2 separate regions of the Mus musculus genome follow, and region 1 is linked to region 2. A link is a loop called in an ENCODE intact Hi-C map of the cell type or tissue named here. Cell type or tissue: left cerebral cortex. All regions are shown on one strand. Links, peaks and the distances in the headings refer to the core of each region. The heading gives the core; the rest is flanking DNA.

Region 1 (9,169 bases), core at 631-8,630, 57 kb before region 2:
CAGCTGTACGACTGTTTGCTTCCACTACTAAGGCTTCAGTCCTCGACTCAACAGCTCCTATGTCCCCCATCTTGGGCAGGTTTGTCCACAACCAGGACTGGGAGGCAGCTCAGCGCGTGGCTGAGGCCCACGATCCTGACAGCGTTGCTGAGGTACTTGTAGGTCAAGCCCGTGGGGCCTTGGAGGAGAAGGACTTTCAGAAGGCAGAAGGGTTACTACTTCGGGCCCAGAGACCAGGTCTGGCTCTCAATTATTATAAGGTGAGTGATATTATAAGGTATAGTGATATTTGGGCCACAAAGGATAAGAGGCCACAGAGCTCCACACTGATTCCTGGCAAGAAGAGGGACAGGGAGGTCTAAGAAGTCTGTAGTCAGGCCAGAGGAACCTGTGTAGTGGTAGGAAGCGTTCGAGCCCCCACCTCTGCCCTTCTGATACCTGAAAATCTGAGCAGGAGGCTGGACTCTGGAGCGACGCTCTGAGAATCTGCAAGGACTATGTGCCTGGCCAGCTAGAGGCCCTACAGGAAGAGTATGAGCGAGAAGCTACCAAGAAGGGAGGCAGGTAAGAAGCCTTATGCCCAGGCAGTGTGATCAGGAGTCGATGGGCTGGACCACACTACCCCTCCCCAGTCCTGATCATTAAACATTCTCCTCCCCACAGAGGGGTGGAGGGACTTGTAGAGCAAGCACGGCAGTGGGAACAGGCTGGAGAGTATAGCCGTGCAGTGGACTGCTACCTCAAAGTTCGCGACTCAGGAAGCAGTGGCCTGATGGAGAAGTGCTGGATGAAGGTGAGGAGTCGTGCATCCTGACTCCTGCCCCCATTCCCTGAAGTCCATTCCCACGTGGCTGCCTTTACAAACCCTCATCCTGCTCTTCCAGTGACTTTACTTCAAGTAGCAGATGTCTACTAAGTACCTGCAGTGTATGCTAGAGCCAGACATCTGAAGGCTAGACGAGATGTAAGATACACACCCTGCGCAGCCAGGGTTAGGGACTAATTACTACCAAATCCGAGTAAAGACTGGGGTGTGTGAAGTGCAGCACAGAGACACCTGAGCTCTCTGTGGGCTGGAGTAGTCCTGGAAGTTCTCGGAAGAAGGAAGGAGAGCTTGAAGGACAGCTTCAGACCAGGGTAAAGGCCATGGAAAAAACATGGGCTCCTCTTCACACCTCCACATAACAGCCAGCTCCTGCAAAGCCGCCTCCCCTACAGTGGACTAAGCAAACCCAGTCCTCTTCACCAGTCCTAACACAGGTTATCAGTCAAGGACACAAAACTGATAGTGTGTGTATATGCCTGAGATGAGAAATTGGCTCAGTAACCAAGGTAGGCAAGTCCCAGGATTTGCATGGAGACTGGGAAGCAGGAAGCCCTGGGGTAGAAAGTGATGTCTTTCCTGTGTGAAGGCTGGAGCCCCAAGAAGAGCTACCATTTCAGTTCCAGAGTGAGGGCAGGAAAAAGCCAGTGTCCCAGTCTAGACAGCATTTGGGCAGGATGAGGTTTCCTTTACTCAGGGTAAGATAAGCCTTGTGTTCAGTTCAAAGTCTTAGCTGATTGGACACAGCCCATCTGCATTGGGAAGGTCCATCTGCCTTACCATGTAAACACCTCAACCAAATACATCCTCACAGAAACACCCAAAGTTTTGACCACTACCTGCATTCCAGGTATTTCGGTCATGACGAAGAACTAAGGACCTTGGGTACCTAAGGGGCTGGGCAGCAGCTGGCTTTCTAAGCTAAACATTGTTGTATTGCTGCCCTTACACTTCTGGGGTCGTTGAATGGGTCCCAGGAAGTGAAGCAAAAGAGGTAGAGGGGCTGAGGGTTTGTTGTGAGATCTGAGACTTTAATCAGCAACCACTAAGCATCCGATACTTTCTATGCTGTTTACTGACATCTGGATGGGGTACTTTCAGATTGGTCATAGGATGGCTCTCAGGATGGGGAGAAAGCATGCTTTAAGCCTTGCAGAGTTTGGCAGGCCAAGAAAGGAAAGGGGAATTAATCTAGACTATAGATAAACTGGGTCACATGGAAATGAAAATCAGTGAAGATGTGGACATCCCAGTGGAAACAGTTAAGCAAAGCTGTTGAAATCGTCCAGGTCAGCCCTGCCTGCTGGGAACATAATGTAAAGTACAAATGTGTTATTTCAGGTTTTGGGGTTTTTTTGGGCGCGGGGGGGTGTATTTATTTTATATATGTGAGTATACTGTAGCTATCTTCAGACACACCAGAAGAGGGCATCAGACCCCATTACAGATGGTTTTGAGCCACCATGTGGTTGCTGGAAATTGAACTCAGGACCTCTGGAAGAGCAGTCAGTGCTCTTAACCACTGAGCCATCTCTCCAGCCCATTATTTCAGCTTTTTAATACCTGTTTTTGATTAAGATTAAAAAGAGACAGAGAGAGAGTTGGGCTGGAGATCCTAAGTTCAATTCCCAGCAACCACATGGTGGCTCACAACCATCTGCAATGGGAACTGGTGCCCTCTGTTGGTGTGCAGGTGTGCATGTAGGCAGAACACTGTACACAGTAAATAAATCTTAAAAGAGAGATTGTGTGTGTGAGAGTGAGTCAGAGTTAAAGTAATTGCAATACACCTAACTGAACATTTAAAACTTGACATCTTGGGCTCTGCAGTTACGAGCACATGCTGGTCCCCCAGAGGACTCAGACCATGTCCCCAGCATCCATATGGCAGTTCAAGCCATATGGAACCCCAGTTCTAGAGGATCCATCACCCTCCCACTTCTAGCCTCCATGGGCACCAGATACCCAGACAAAAATACAGTCAAAACACCCATACACATAACATAAAAATAAATAAAATCTTTAAAATATAGACATTTCAACCTAATACTCATTGAACCTAATATTACTGGTATTTGCCATTTTTTTTGTACTGTTTTCAAAACCCAGTGAACATGAACAGTCTGAGGCTCACAAATAGCTGCAGGTTGTCTGCAGTTCTCATTTCTGTTTTCTCTATACTTTGGTACTGAGATTTTTATCTTTGACAAAGAAAATGCAGTGACCTCAGACAGCCAGGGAAGCATCTGAAGAGCTGTTAGCCAGGTGGAAGGCACAGCGGCGAGGTCCAGGGTGCTCAGCCAAGCGACCACGAGCCAGGCTTCCATGGGGAAGCGGGGAGATGAGGAAGGAGCCTGAGGAAGGGAAGTGGAGGAGAGCAACAGGAAGGCCATGCAGCCTTGGCCCACTTTGTTTCTTCCACCCATTTCCAATCTCTGTTCATCCACTCAGGCGGCTGAACTGTCCATCAAGTTCCTGCCTCCCCAGCGCAGTCTGGAAGTCGTCCGGGTTGTAGGGCCCCAGCTGATCGGGATTGGAAAGCACAGTGCTGTAAGTAGGCCCTGACCGGATCCCACATGCACGGGTGGAACGATGACGCATCACCCAGATGTGGGGCTGGGCCCCGTGGCAGCTGTTGCAGTGTTCTGGGCAGAGGGAGGGTGGGAGTTCACCAAGTGGGGGAAGACCACTGCGTCACATGGAAAGATCATTTTCACTCTGATATCCCACTGTGCAGGCTGCAGAACTCTATCTGAACCTGGACCTTGTCAAAGAAGCAATCGATGCTTTCATTGAGGGGGAAGAGTGGAACAAGGCCAAGCGCGTGGCCAAAGAGCTAGATCCCCGGTAACCGATAGGAGCTAAACTTTTTAGTTCCTTTTATAAACACCGGAGTGGAAGGAGAAAGTTCTGGGGAGGGTGTGGCGTCCCAAGACCATGAAGTTAACAGTCTCTGTATATCTTCCCAGGTATGAGGACTATGTGGATCAGCACTATAAGGAGTTCCTCAAGAACCAGGGCAAAGTGGATTCGGTAAGGCTCTGAAGTTAGGAGGCTGAGCTCTGCCTAGCATATACATACATACATACATATATATATATATATATACATACATACATACACACACACACACACACACACATATATATATATATGGCACTGGGTCAAGAGGCTGAGCTCTATATATATGTATATATATGTGTGTATATATATATATATATATATATATGTATGTATATATATATATAACACCCAGTGCCATATATATATATGGCACTGGGTTCGGCCCCAGCAGCACAAGAGAGAAACAAGAAGAGTAAATGCCAAATTCCTGAAGAGGTACTAGAGATCCTCTGTCCCCTCAGCTCACCATTTTTTTGCTCTACAGCTGGTGGGTGTGGACGTAGTAGCTGCCTTGGACCTGTATGTGGAGCAGGGCCAGTGGGATAAATGCATTGAAACAGCTACCAAGCAGGTACTGCGCTCCCTCCCTGCTTCTGAGCTTCCCACCTCTTAACTCCACCAGTGGCCAATCTGCAAAGGCCCCTACTGAACATCAGTCTTTGGTAACTCTGATACTATGGTCAGAACTGTACGTGCCCTTTACTCCCTGAACAAATCCCTGGTCTCTTGCTGCCAGTTCTTATTGATCTGAGCCTTGTCCATGTCCTCCCTCCCAAACTCCCAAACAGAACTACAAGATTCTGCACAAGTATGTGGCTTTGTATGCAACTCATCTGATCCGAGAAGGTGGCTATGCCCAGGCACTGGCCCTCTATGTGCAACACGGAGCCCCTGCAAACCCACAGGTACAGCCTTCTTGGGAATTCATTCTGCAGCCATCCTTTCAGTCATCTCTAAGACTCCTGTCCTGGAACACACAGACTCCTTGGAGGATTTATCCCTTGAAGAACTTACTCAAGTAGCCATCCATGCTCTTATTAAAAACACACCGCGCCAGGCGTGGTGGCGCATGCCTTTAATCCCAGCACTTGGGAGGCAGAGGCAGGTGGATTTCTGAGTTCAAGGCCAGCTTGGTCTACAGAGTGAGTTCCAGGACAGCCAGGGCTATACAGAGAAACCCTGTCTCGAAAAAAACTAAAAACAAAAACACACTGACTTGTCTGTCCAAGAGGAAGTGTGAATACCCTTTAAAGGTCATACTCACTTTGTTCTCCTATGGAGAACCAGGGTTCTCTAGACTATCAGCCTGGTAACACGGTGGCTGTTCTCACATTTATAGATCCACCCACACTGACTTTTATTTTTTGTTGTGGGTTTTGTCTGTCTGTTATTCTAAGTCATAACTCATGTAGGCCAGGCCAGCCTGGAACTCACTATGGAGCCTAGGATAACCTTGAGATCCTGGTCTTACTGCCAAAAAAAAAAAAATTCTGCTTTAAAAAAAAAAAAAAAGGATTTATTTTATGTATATGAGTACGCTGTAGCTGTCTTCAGACACACCAGAAGAGGGCATCAGATCCCATTACAGATGGTTGTGAGCCACCATGTGGTTGTTGGGAATTAAACTCAGGACCTCTGGAAGGGCAGCCAGTGCTCTTAACCGCTGAGCCATCTCTCCAGCCCTAAAATAGTTTTCTTAACATCTCTGCCTTCTCCATCAATCTAGGCTGCGCTCCTATACACACAGCTCACTCACTCAGGTGCCCTTCCCCCTTAACCTCTAGAATTTCAACATCTACAAAAGGATCTTCACTGACATGGTTAGCTCTCCTGGGACCAACAATGCTGAGGCCTACCATAGCTGGGCTGATCTTCGGGATGTCCTCTTCAACCTGGTAAGAAGAAGGGTCAGCAATGAAATTACAGGGTTCCTTCTTCTGTCCCTGTCCTGGTCTCAGTCCAAATGGGCAGCAGTAACCACTGTACAACCTCCATGGCTTTGCTCTCACCCCACAGCAGCCTAGCTGTGCTCTCATGCTGTCTCTCCTCCCTCCCCTCCCCTCCCCTCCCCCCCCCCTCTATCTCACAGTGTGAAAACCTGGTGAAGTCCAGTGAGGCAAACTCTGCAGCGCATGAGGAGTTTGAGATGATGCTGCTGATCTCTCATTACTACGCTACGCGATCTGCAGCCCAGAGTATCAAACAGCTGGTAAGATCCAGCCAGGGAGATTCATAGCACCCTCAGTCACAAGGACCCACATTCACAGCTATGAAGCTGCACAAGTGTCAGTTCTGGATCTACGAGCCTAGGCCCTTAAACTGCCACGTCTCCCTCTGTGCTTCTCGGTCTAATCAGTCTTTAACACTCGCCAGTCTCTTCCCATACTGCTCTGACCCTAGGGCTCTATGCCCACACAGCCTTACCACCCTCAATCTATTGAAACAGTCAGATGTCTGATAGTTTTTATGTACCTCCTATAAGCACACACAGTTTTGACTTATTTGGTTGTAACTATGTATACATTTCGTGTACTTGGTCAAATTCTAGAAGTGGAAGGAACCTGTACACAATCTGGGGCCAGTTACACTGTGCTGATGAAAGACTGGAATAGCCTGAGATCTAGAGTGGTTCAGAACTGGCTCTGCCTTAGTTACAGGCTCACTGGTCTGGTCACTCAGTCAGGATCATAAACTTCGCCTTAAATCCACAGGAAACCGTAGCTGCCAGGCTTTCTGTTTCGCTCTTGCGCCACACCCAGTTACTCCCTGCAGACAAGGCCTTTTATGAAGCGGGCACTGCTGCCAAGGTGAGCTGGAACAAGGGAAGGGTGGGGCTGAAGAAACAAGGAAATCTAAAATGGGAAGGAGACTCCCTTGAGCAAAGCTGAGTATGGGACCAACGTTGAGAAGGACACAGTCTCTGTCTCTTCCTGGAGTGTCCTAACACCCGGACAAGTAGTACCCATGCTCACAGCCATCTGCAACTTTTCTGTTACAGGAAGTTGGCTGGGAGAACATGGCTTTCATTTTCCTCAATCGGTTCTTGGATCTGACTGATGTAAGTAGGGAAACTGCCCAGAGATGAGGAGCCTTTGCCTGTCACATGCTGTGCCTATCTCCTGGGTGGTTGCTTTGCCCACAGGCAATCGAAGAAGGGACCCTGGATGCCCTGGACCATTCAGATTTTCAGGATACTGACATTCCCTTTGAGGTGCCGCTCCCAGCCAAGCAGCACGTCCCGGTAAGGGGGCAGGACAGGAGAAGGGAAAGGTGTCACCAGTGGGTTGTCACCAGTGGGTTGGCACTGAGAAGGATGGCTCCGGGTTGCTATTCTTCAGTGACACCAGCCCTCACTACTACTCAGGAAAAGCAGAAGCAGTGACTGTGTCCCTCAGATCCCAGGGGGACTATTTATAGCTGGTGTGTGGCCAAAGGCTTAGGAAGGCCCTGTCCTCACCCCATATAAAGCTAGCACTACCTCTCTTCCCCAGGAGGCCCAGAGAGAAGAGGTCCGAGACTGGGTGCTCACAGTCTCGATGGACCAGAGACTGGAGCAGGTTCTGCCCCGGGATGAGCGAGGTGTCTATGAGGCTTCCCTAGTTGCCGCGAGCACTGGAGTTCGGGCACTGCCCTGCCTCATCACAGGTACAGAACCCCACATCGCCCCAGAATCCCACGGCAAGGAGAAAGGCGGGAAAAGCAGAAACGTCAAAATTTCCTTTTGGTGCCAGAGCTACCCCTCCCCACCCAGCTCTCAGCTGCCTAGTCCCCCTTCCACACTCTTGCAAACGCTGCCTTTTCACCTTCTACCACAGGTTACCCCATTTTGAGGAACAAAATTGAATTTAAGCGGCCTGGGAAGGCTGCTAACAAAGACAACTGGAACAAGTTTCTTATGGCCATCAAGGTTAGAGAAGGAGTCTTAAAGACAAAGGAGGCAGTCGGGTGGGGTAGGGGGCGCTGCAAATAGGAATCTCAAAACCCTGCTCAGCCAGGAGCTGATGGTTCCTCTCCTGTTCTCCACTTTGCTCACAGACCTCTCACAGCCCAGTGTGCCAGGACGTGCTCAAGTTCATCAGCCAGTGGTGCGGTGGTCTCCCTAGCACCAGCTTTTCCTTTCAGTGACTGGCGCAGCCGAGACGCTTACATCTGTCCCTCATTAAAGTTCTCTGAGTAGTGGAGACTGCTGCATTCTTTGCTCAATGTCTCTCCACCACAGCACACTGCCCCTACTCTACAAGTAACTGTAATCAGGCAGAAGACAAAATACAAGTTCTTTTATTACAATTATTTATACCACCCTAGGGTCAGGGCCCCCGTGCGTAGTAGAAAACACCTGTGGACTGCGCCTCAGAAGAACACCTGCCTGACAAAGAAAAGAGCCAACCTGAGTCAGAGAGCAAGCAGCGTAGCCCCCGTCCCCAAGAATGCATCCCACCCCAGGGCCTTCACCTGACCTAAACCCAGGTCTTCTGTAAGGCCTGGAAGTCCTGACGGCCATGGAGCAGCTGCACGTTCTCCTGCCTTTTACACTCGGGAAGTTCAAGCTCTGTCAGTTCCTGCAGCTGCCCAAAGGAGGGAATTCAGTAATTGGGACTTAAATTGACACACCAGCTCCTTTTCAACACAACCAGGGTATGGAACGAGCCCTTCCTGTTCCTCTTCCTTACCTGTTCCTGCAACCCTTCCTTCCTGCAGGGCCCAATTCCCCGTAGCGTGAGTGCAGCCACACAACAGTAACCAGAAAGAGCAGCCTCAGCTGCAGACATGAACAGAGAAGGGATCCAGAGAGCCAAAGCTGTATCCTAAAACCCAAAGTAACAAAGAGGACTAGGCCTTGGAGCAAAGGTGAGGACCAGAGTTTCTCCAATAGCAAGAATAAGCTCACATAAATTCTTGTGGGATCAAAGGAGCAGTCAGTGTGTCCAGGCCCCTGGTCCAGCGGTATGGAAGGATCCATCAGTCCTGGGTGGCAATCAGCAATAAGACGGCGGCCACCATTGGCAACAGTGAGCGATACAGCCAGGAGGAGGCCCATGGAGCAGGCAGCAGACAAGAGCAGGTTCACCAAGGCCAGCGTCAGCAGGGCCCAGTGCTAGTGGGGTAGAAGACCTGGGTAAACAGCCTGTTTGTTTCTCCGTGATACTTCTCTATTTGAGGCTCCTGTCCATTGGTAGTGTGCTGAGACACCTCCTCCACCCTTCTCACCAGTCGTGGGCGAAGAAGGTTCCTGGATGCCAAGAGGGCCACAAGTCCCACTGAAACGCTCTGCGGAAGCAACAAGCCTAATAGGGCTTACTGGCTCTCAGCGCCCAGCCCAACCCGCCTTGCCTGTCCACCCTCCCGCGACGCTCACCAGTAGTCCCGAACCCACAGAAATGACATTGGCTGTGGTGTACTCAGGAGTGACCGCGCCTCGGGGGTTGGCCACGTGCCGCAGAA
Region 2 (9,038 bases), core at 1,039-9,038:
TGCCTTGGAAAGGGTACAGGAGCATGCTGCTGTCTCTCTGGACAGCTCTTCCTATTGATTGTTAAAGCTCTCATATAGATAGTTGGGTCAGAGGGGTGCACTCCTACCGAGGAGCTTCCACAAGGCTCTGCTTGTTCCTTTTAAGCCTGGTTCTGACAGTGGCACAACAGCGGTGGTGGCTCTGATCAGAGGGAAGCAGTTGATTGTGGCCAATGCAGGAGACTCTCGCTGTGTGGTGTCCGAGGCTGGCAAAGCTTTAGATATGTCCTATGACCACAAACCAGAGGATGAAGTGGAGCTGGCACGCATCAAGAATGCTGGTGGCAAGGTCACCATGGATGGACGAGTCAATGGAGGCCTCAACCTCTCCAGGGCCATTGGTAAGGACTAAGAAACTAGGCAATCTTGGGGTTTTGTCCTGTGTCCCAAACTACCAATAGCAAAGTTTAAGCCCTGTGCTCTTCAGAATAAGCTCATGCCTTCTTTGTTCTTAAATACCTCTGTAAAATGGTAAAGTTATACTTTTCCCTGTGTTCTGGATGTTAAAAGAGGCAAATGAGCTCTTTGTTCTGAGAGCAGATCTGAAACTAGAAAAGATGAAACTTAAAGATTTGACCCACCTCTAATACAAGTCTGGGAATTAGTCAAACTACTCACCGTCCTTACTTTTCAGGAGACCACTTCTACAAGAGAAACAAAAACTTGCCACCCCAGGAACAGATGATTTCTGCCCTTCCTGACATCAAGGTGCTGACTCTCACTGATGACCATGAATTCATGGTCATTGCTTGTGACGGCATCTGGTGAGCACTGGTGAAAGAAATGCCCTTAAACACCCTTGTGCAACCTTGCTCATCTCTTAAGAGCACTGACTGCTCTTCCAGAGGTCCTGAGTTCAATTTCCAGCACCCACATGGTGGCTCACAACCATCTGTAATGAGATCTGATGCACTCTTCTGGAGTGTCTGAAGATAGCTACTGTGTACTCATTTACTTAAAATAGATAATTATTTTTAAAAATGTTTTGAAAACGCGCACTAAGCCCCAGGCCAAGCCGAGGAGCATTTACAGGGGTGTTGAAATTGGCCTGCGTCAGTACTGATGCCTACCTGCCTCTCTTTGGTAGGATTAAAGATTGATTGTCATTTTTTGACCCAGGAATGTGATGAGCAGCCAGGAGGTTGTAGACTTTATTCAATCAAAGATCAGTCAACGTGATGAAAACGGGGAGCTTCGGTTATTGTCATCCATTGTGGAAGAGGTGAGTCTAAAGTTGGGAGGCAGGCGCCTGGTTTACACAGACACATCTCTTGAGATGTGAGCAGAGGCTGGGAGTAGAATCACTGTACACACTAGATGACTTTGATTAAAAAGGTGGCTCTTTCCTCATTTCCCTGATGTAGCCTTGGGCCTCAGAAATTCACAGGTTTCTTCTTTGTGATAACTTGCCCATTCCTTCTGTCCTGCCTTCTTGTATTAGCAAGGACAAGCCTTCTTGTGGTACTTTGGTTCAAACCCCATGGCTAAACTGCCTTAACCTTTTTGTAGCTGCTGGATCAGTGCCTGGCGCCAGACACTTCTGGGGATGGTACAGGGTGTGACAACATGACGTGCATCATCATTTGCTTCAAGCCCCGAAACACAGTAGAGCTTCAGGCAGAGAGTGGCAAGAGGAAACTGGAGGAGGCACTGTCCACGGAGGGGGCTGAAGACACCGGCAACAGTGACAAAAAGAAGGCCAAGAGGGACTAGTGGTCAACCGGACCCTGCCCATGTGGACTGTTTTCTGAGCCCTTGGACCCGAGACTGAGTTTTGTCCTTGTCCTTTAGCCTTAGCAGTGGGTATGAGGTGTGCAGGGGGCTGGGTGGCTTTCCTCAGCCCATTACAAAGAGGGCCCCCCACCCCCCCCACGCGGCAGCCTGGGAGGCTCTGCTGTCCTCTTAAGCCTCCTTACTCTCCTTGGGCTCATCGACTATCGGTTCTGTGCCTGTGCTCTGTTGTGTTGGAGGGAAGGACTGGTAGTTCTGATTTTTACTCTGTGAACACTTTATTTAAGGACATTCTTTTTTATTGGCGGCTCTGTGACCCCTAGCCGCTTGCACCCGCTCTCTGTTGTACACTTTCAAGCAACACTTTTTCAGACTAAAGGCCAAACAAAAGCTAATCGTGCTCATAGTGTCCTGCTTTACTCTCCTACCCTGGCCCCATATGTGGTGGGCGGCTGTTGCTGCATGCTTGTGTGTGTCCCGAGCCTCTGGAGAGGGGGCAGTGAATGTGGAGCAGGAGCTGGGAGTCTTAACTCCTGAGTAAGCAGCCCGCTGGAGGCCATCCTGCGCTGTTCGCCTTCAGGCACGACTTCCTAGTTCGTATATGGAGGGGGCAGGGTACCACCTTCCTGGTTGGCTGGTTGGGTTACGCGTCCAGCTTCTGATTGGTTGGCTAGCAGCGCATCACAATCACTTCCTGGTCATGCTGCGACTGCGCTCCGGTTGTACAGCCCATGAACTACGCATCCCGTGTTGCTCTGCGGTGGCGGAAGCGGAAGCGGGTACGGAGGTACCAGCTGGTCTTCGGAGGGGGGTAGGGGGCTCCATGAATGGAAGCGGCGGCGGCGGCGGGAGCGACCTGAGCTGGATTCCGGGGCCGGGGCCAGGGGCTGCCCAGGGCCCGCACCGGTGTATGGGGGCGGTTCGTGGATCCTAAGAGCAAGGACCGACGGCAGGGCCGAACTGGGAGGGGCGGGGCCGGGAGGCCTCGGGCCGGAGGCGCGTCGGGCTGGAGCCGGTCACGATGCCCCGAAGGAAGCAAAGCCATCCACAGCCCGTGAAATGCGAGGGGGTCAAAGGTCAGGGGTCAGGGGCCTTGAGCCGGGAGGAACAGGGGTGGGGTCAGTAGAGTGGGCTCAGGTCAGGGTGGAGGGGGACTCCTGAGGGTTAGGGGCGGATGATCTGGGATCTTCGCTCCTTACCAGAGTATTAAAGGAACCTGAGGGTCATCGAGTACGGGAAGTGCAGTTCACAACAGCTGGCTCCTTGGTTCGGATTATGGGTACTGCTTGGGAGGGAGATTCCACAAGCACCCTCCCCTCTTTAGTGGATACTGAAGATTCCTTCGACGAAGGTCCTGGGGCCCTGGTGTTGGAGAGCGATTTGCTACTAGGCCAAGATCTGGAGTTTGAAGAGGAAGAGGAAGAGGATGAAGGTGACGGCCACAACGACCAGCTCATGGGCTTTGAGAGAGACTCTGAAGGTGTGTTTAAGGGTCGTGGTTTAGGATTAGTGGCAATTGGTAACTCAAGCCCTTTAGAAGGCGGTGCCAGCGACCCGAACACCACTTTCTACAACCTAGAACTCCCTAAAGGTCCCTCAGCAGCATCATTTTGCTGAGGTGAAGTTCGGGTTCGGGCTAAAGGTGGTGTGAATACAGGGGTGGGTAGCCCCAGTTCTTATGCGCACCTCAAGAGGTTCATGCAAGGGAATTATGTAAATAAGCTACTCTTAAAACTCCTTTTTGACCAGTAGCAGCAGATCCTTTTTGTACTGAGGTTTCAGTTTCTATCCTTAAGTCTCTCATTTATTTTTGGGGTATTTTTTAAAGTCAGAGAAAAACCATATAAACGAATCTGCCCTTTCTGTGTAATTTGCACTACATTGTTTCCACTTCCTCTAAATTGTGCCTGCTTGAGAAGGCTTTCATTTCATAACCAGCCTTATATAAAAAGGAGCCTTACTAAACCAGAGCTTACAAAAAAGATCTTGGGATCTTTATATTTTTTTCTTGTCTCAAGAATTAACGTTGCTTCACGTCAGCCTGCACCCTACTTCAAGCTCATGATATTTTCCATTTGTTAAAAATGACATGTCAACCCTGGTGTTAGTAATTAGGCTCAGAGGTAGGACCAAATCAAGGATGAGGCAGGGTAAGTGGGGCTACATGTGAGAAGTGAGAGTTTGGAACTCAGTCTTGAGCCATGTTGACCGGTTGTTTTTTTTCCCTTACGTTTCACCAGGAGACTCTCAGGGGGCCAGACCTGGACTTCCCTATGGGCTGAGTGACGACGAGTCTGGGGGCGGCCGCGCACTAAGTGCGGAGAGTGAAGTTGAGGAACCAGCCAGGGGTCCAGGGGAGGCCAGGGGTGAGAGGCCAGGCCCAGCCTGTCAGCTGTGTGGGGGGCCGACAGGTGAGGGGCCGTGTTGTGGGGCAGGAGGGCCGGGTGGGGGGCCCCCGCTGCCCCCACGGCTACTGTACTCATGCCGGCTGTGCGCCTTCGTGTCCCACTACTCGAGCCACCTGAAGCGGCACATGCAGACACACAGCGGGGAGAAGCCGTTCCGCTGTGGCCGCTGCCCCTACGCCTCAGCCCAGCTCGTCAACCTGACGCGACATACCCGCACCCATACTGGCGAGAAGCCCTACCGCTGTCCCCACTGCCCCTTTGCCTGCAGCAGCCTGGGCAACCTGAGGCGGCATCAGCGCACCCACACAGGGCCTCCCACTCCTCCCTGCCCAACCTGTGGCTTTCGATGCTGTGCTCCACGACCAACCCGGCCTCCCAGTCCCACAGAGCAGGAGGGGACAATGCCCCGACGATCAGAAGGTAAAAAGAACACCAGGCATCTTGGGACATGGGTTGGTGGTGATAGGGATGCTTGGATTAATGGCCCATATCTCATTGTTCCCACAGATGCGCTGATCCTGCCAGACTTGAGTCTTCATGTGCCACCAGGTGGTGCCAGTTTCCTGCCAGACTGTGGGCAGCTGCGGGGTGAAGGGGAGAGCTTGTGTGGAACTGGATCCGAACCACTGCCAGAGCTACTGTTCCCTTGGACCTGCCGGGGCTGTGGACAGGAACTGGAGGAGGGTGAGGGCAGCAGGCTGGGAGCTGCCATGTGTGGGCGCTGCATGCGAGGAGAGGCTGGAGGGGTTGCCACTGGGGGACCCCAGGGCCCTGGTGACAAAGGCTTTGCCTGTAGTTTATGCCCCTTTGCCACTCACTACCCCAACCACCTGGCTCGGCACATGAAGACTCACAGTGGTGAGAAACCCTTCCGCTGTGCCCGCTGTCCATACGCCTCTGCTCATCTGGATAACCTGAAACGGCACCAGCGCGTCCACACAGGAGAAAAGCCCTACAAGTGCCCCCTCTGTCCGTATGCCTGTGGCAACCTGGCCAACCTCAAGCGTCATGGTCGCATCCACTCTGGTGACAAACCTTTTCGGTGTAGCCTTTGCAACTACAGCTGCAACCAGAGTATGAACCTCAAACGTCATATGCTGCGACACACGGGCGAGAAGCCCTTCCGCTGTGCCACCTGCGCCTATACCACAGGCCACTGGGACAACTACAAGCGTCATCAGAAGGTGCATGGCCATGGTGGAGCAGGAGGGCCTGGTCTCTCTGCCCCTGAGGGCTGGGCCCCACCTCATAGCCCACCCTCTGTTTTGAGCACTCGGGGTCCAGCAGCCCTGGGTGCTACTGGTAGCAGGGCTCTTCATTCAGACTCACCTTGAACTAACTAGGTTCTTTTACCTGGGGCTCTAGGAATTAGCCCTATGCCTCCTGCATTTTATACAAATGAACTAGAAACCACCTTTCCCTTTCTCCCCCGCTGGTCAGGGGCTCCACACAGACTAACCTAGGCACTATATGGACCAGCCTGAATCCCATGGTCAGGGGGCCATATAGACCAGGGGACTTGTCTTAGCTCACGTACCAGATGAGCTAAGTGATTAGGGCCTTGGATTCACCGCCACTGCTCCCAGAGGCTATGGATGAACTGGTTGGGAGCTGCCCAGCCTTTTACTGTTTTAACTTATTTCAGTGCTTTATAATAAAGGAAACACTAACAGAGCCATGTCTCTGCTGAATTGGCAATGGCAACTATTTAGGCCTTACCCCTTCTGACAGGGGCAGTGAGAGGGAACCAAAGGTAGGCGGCAATCAGGCTGAGTTTAATGATGGGGAGCTGCTCAGACCATTCACAGACCTCTGCCCACCCTTTGCCCAGGCCCTGAAAAGCCAGAAACAACCCATGGAGTGCTGGAGTTCCTCAAAAGCCAGAAACAACCCATGGAGTGTTAGAGTTCCTCTCCGAGGCAAGTAGCCACAGTCTCTTGGACTTTGTGCAAAATACTAAATGCTAATTTGGCATCAAGGGCCAGCTCTAAAAAAGAGACAGTGATCTTTTGTGTAGCCAGCCCAGGAAAAGGGAAGGTATGGTTAGGAGGCCCCTGGCCAAGAGGAACAAGGAGAAGTGGGGAGGGAATAGGAAGAGACTCCCCTAACGTGGGAGCATAGGCACAGGGCAAGTGTGTATAAATCTCCTCTCAGGTAGAGGGCAGACATCCAGGCAGCTGAGATTACAGATCCTCATCTCCAATGCCCTCGAAGGCGAAATTGCCGTGGACGGCACTGGCACTGGCATCTGTGCTGGGACTGCCAATCCCCCGCAAGCTCACAGCACTCAGTTTACTCTGTAACAGAGGTGGGAGGAGGGTCAGAGGGTGGCAGCCTGTGAGGCCCTACAGTCAACCTCACCAACCCTGTAACTCACTGAGAGTTTCACCATGGACTCCCGGCTGGCGTCTGGTGACTCCTGGGGGGAAGGAGGCAGAACGGTTAGATTTAGGGGCAGCAGGAAGGCAAGGCTGAGCTGGGAGCCAAGGTGCTAGCTGACATTAACTTACGAGCAATGGTGGGGACTTCACTGCTTGCTGGCTGTCTGAACGTCTCAGGGTGCCCCCCACCCGCCGGCGCAGCATCTGATACAGAGAGAAAATTCACTTCAGAGCCCAACCACTTCCCCTTCCTCCCAAGAGAAACTTACTCCTAGGACAAACCAAACCGGGAGAGCACAGCCACTCAGCTGTTCAGTCTCTGCCGCCGCTTACCTTCCTGATACTGCCCCCAGATTTCTTCACCATCAGCTCATCTACCATGGACTGCAGGCAGATGCTCATCATGATAGCCTAAGGGCAAGAAGGTGACTCAGTCTGAAGAGAAGTCATCCCCACCCAGGTCTACAACACGGACTCCCACTTGGGGACCTGAGGGCTTCATAAGAGCTCTGAGGGTGGGCTCATACCTGTGGGCTGGTGATGGTGACCCACTGTAGCCGGTCCTTGCTCATGAGGTATTCAAAAGCCAGTTCCAGGCGAACCTCACCCCGACCCCGGCTTGGACTGCTCGTGCCCCCACTAGGGAGTGGCACCTAGAAGAGGAATAGGGGTCAGGCTGAATTCATGTTGGCCATAGTGCCACGGAGTTTGCACCAGCCTCAAGATGTGGGAAAAAAAAAGCCCAGTCACAAAAGAAAGCCAGGTGTGCTAATTGTAGCCACTGGAAAGCTGAGGTGGGAGGGTCATGAGTTCAAAGACACCTAGGCTACACAGTTCCAGGCCAGTACTAGCATAACTAGACGTCTCAAAAAAAGAAAGAAAGAAAGAAAAGAAACTCACAGAGGAGGTGACCCGCCAGCATCGCATTCGGGTAACACGGAAAGAGCCTTCACGGAGTTGCTGGCCTGGTAGTCGCAGCTGGAGACTGAGCTCACTGTTGCCTGCGCTCACCACAACAGGGCAATCCTTCTCTGGAAAGTCAGCCACACAGGCATCAAAGCGCAGATAGCCATAGTGCCGCAGAGTTTGGGCCAGCCGCAAGAACTGAAAAATGTTCACCAGGTGTGGTTAGTTACAAGACAGGGAGTAGCTCAGAGCTCGTAACCCTTACAGGGAGACAAGGCAAAAACCAGCTCACCTCCTTTTTGGAGACCTTCTCTTGCAGAGATTTGAGCTGCCGGTGCTGCTCTTTGGTGACCAGGATCCAGCCATGCTCAATGTCTGACACCGTCTACATACAGTGGAGACAACGAATGGAAAGTTGGGGATCCCAGTTAGTACTTCCAGTGAAGTGATCAAAGTGAGCTCTGAGCCGGGCGTGGTGGTACACGCCTTTAATCCCAGCACTCAGGAGGCAAAGGCAGGCAGATCTACAGATCTGAGTTCGAGGCCAGCCTGGTCTACAAAGTGAGTTCCAGGACAGCCAGGGCTACACAGAGAAACCCTGTCTAGAGAAAAAAAGTGAGCTCTGCTGTCATCGTGAGCTGAGAGCTAACTGCAGTGAGGCCTTGACCTTTTCAGTTTATAGAGTCAGTGTCAGGAGCTCTGACCAATATTCTAGGGACTTCCTCAGGACCTGGGAACCAGTCATGGAGTTTTCTTGGGAAAGTGGAATATGAGTCACCACTTCACGGCAAGAATTCTGAGTCAGCTCCAAACTCACCTGAGCATAAAGCAGGTTCAGGCCAACCCGGTTCTCCATGACATCGTCGTCATAGGCAGAGTCCCAATAACTGTGAGGTGGAAATGGGTCACAGGGCTAAGCAAAAGTAGAATGGAAAATGGGCAAGCGAACAATTGCAACTCTGGGGTAATCAATGGTGGAGCCGAACGAGAAGGGTGGGAGGTGTGAGTACAACATCCACTGCGGTTCCCTCGGCAAAGCTACTTCAGTATGAGGCCCAGCCATCCAGCCCACACCCTCTCCTGCTTTAAGGCTCTGCCCTGACCTCTTTCTGAGCACAATCTTATACTCTTGACTCCGAAGACTGGTAACAGAAACATAAGGCAGTTCAAACTCCTGCAGCTTCCGTACAACTACAGATTAAAAAAGGAAAGTGTGATCAGACTAAAGAGGAAGGAAAGCCATGGACCTGCTTGGAGGAAATGTCCCATTCTCACAGCAGGAACTCACTGCCTGAAGCGCAAGCAGTAAAGGACAGCGACACTCACAAGAAAAGGCTCCATCTTCTTTTTCTCGAACAAGGAAGAGACTAAAATATCCGATCAAGTCATCTGGAAGATCCAGCTTTGCAGCCACAGCCTGGGAACAGGAAGTACAACTTAACCAACCAGCTATTTTAGTGCAGAGCCTAGTGTGCCCTGGGCACTTGGGCTGTCTTCAACAACCACCTCACCTCCAGGACATCTTCTGTCTGGTCAGAAGTTAGCACAGTTACCAGAACTTTCTGTCCATTGC

The links. A loop is a pair of places that touch in the nucleus more often than their neighbours do. Peaks named below come from ENCODE experiments on the same cell type or tissue, not always from the same donor. Only the 100,000 strongest peaks of a DNase experiment are listed, where the experiment ranks them.
Region 1: a loop joins it to region 2, with 2.0 times the contacts of the local background. A loop is called at or near these places in 4 of 42 quality-filtered maps.

What each region holds. Positions count from the first base shown.
Region 1 is chr5:31,252,018-31,261,186 of GRCm38, reverse strand. It overlaps Krtcap3 (keratinocyte associated protein 3), which reads right to left. Exons shown (of 7, transcript NM_001363337.1): 2 at 9,084-9,169; 3 at 8,936-8,995; 4 at 8,616-8,822; 5 at 8,398-8,532; 6 at 8,185-8,292; 7 at 7,990-8,093. The coding sequence ends at 8,185. It overlaps Ift172 (intraflagellar transport 172), which reads left to right. Exons shown (of 48, transcript NM_026298.5): 33 at 80-260; 34 at 455-564; 35 at 664-793; 36 at 3,275-3,373; 37 at 3,561-3,670; 38 at 3,793-3,856; 39 at 4,212-4,298; 40 at 4,516-4,632; 41 at 5,512-5,622; 42 at 5,817-5,936; 43 at 6,439-6,534; 44 at 6,726-6,785; 45 at 6,870-6,968; 46 at 7,219-7,372; 2 more. The coding sequence ends at 7,852. Among named protein-coding and RNA genes, the nearest start is that of Krtcap3, 4.9 kb to the right of the region's middle. In left cerebral cortex, for the core only: CTCF peaks have their summits at 2,278 (motif pointing right), 2,480 (motif pointing left) and 5,282 (motif pointing right); no DNase peak of the experiment used is centred there; H3K27ac peaks cover 654 bases.
Region 2 is chr5:31,195,795-31,204,832 of GRCm38, reverse strand. Snx17 (sorting nexin 17) reads right to left here. Exons shown (of 15, transcript NM_153680.2): 5 at 8,977-9,038; 6 at 8,792-8,882; 7 at 8,569-8,656; 8 at 8,283-8,352; 9 at 7,758-7,850; 10 at 7,460-7,663; 11 at 7,087-7,212; 12 at 6,893-6,970; 13 at 6,689-6,763; 14 at 6,556-6,597; 15 at 5,933-6,475. The coding sequence ends at 6,362. It overlaps Zfp513 (zinc finger protein 513), which reads left to right and starts at 2,530. Exons shown (of 4, transcript NM_175311.4): 1 at 2,530-2,846; 2 at 3,095-3,250; 3 at 4,011-4,598; 4 at 4,686-5,852. The coding sequence starts at 2,792. The coding sequence ends at 5,512. Ppm1g (protein phosphatase 1G (formerly 2C), magnesium-dependent, gamma isoform) reads left to right here. Exons shown (of 10, transcript NM_008014.3): 7 at 146-380; 8 at 674-803; 9 at 1,159-1,261; 10 at 1,549-2,165. The coding sequence ends at 1,752. In left cerebral cortex, for the core only: a CTCF peak has its summit at 4,724 (motif pointing right); DNase peaks (open chromatin) are centred at 4,782, 5,043, 5,648, 8,827 and 4 more places; H3K4me3 peaks cover 2,161 bases; H3K27ac peaks cover 2,175 bases.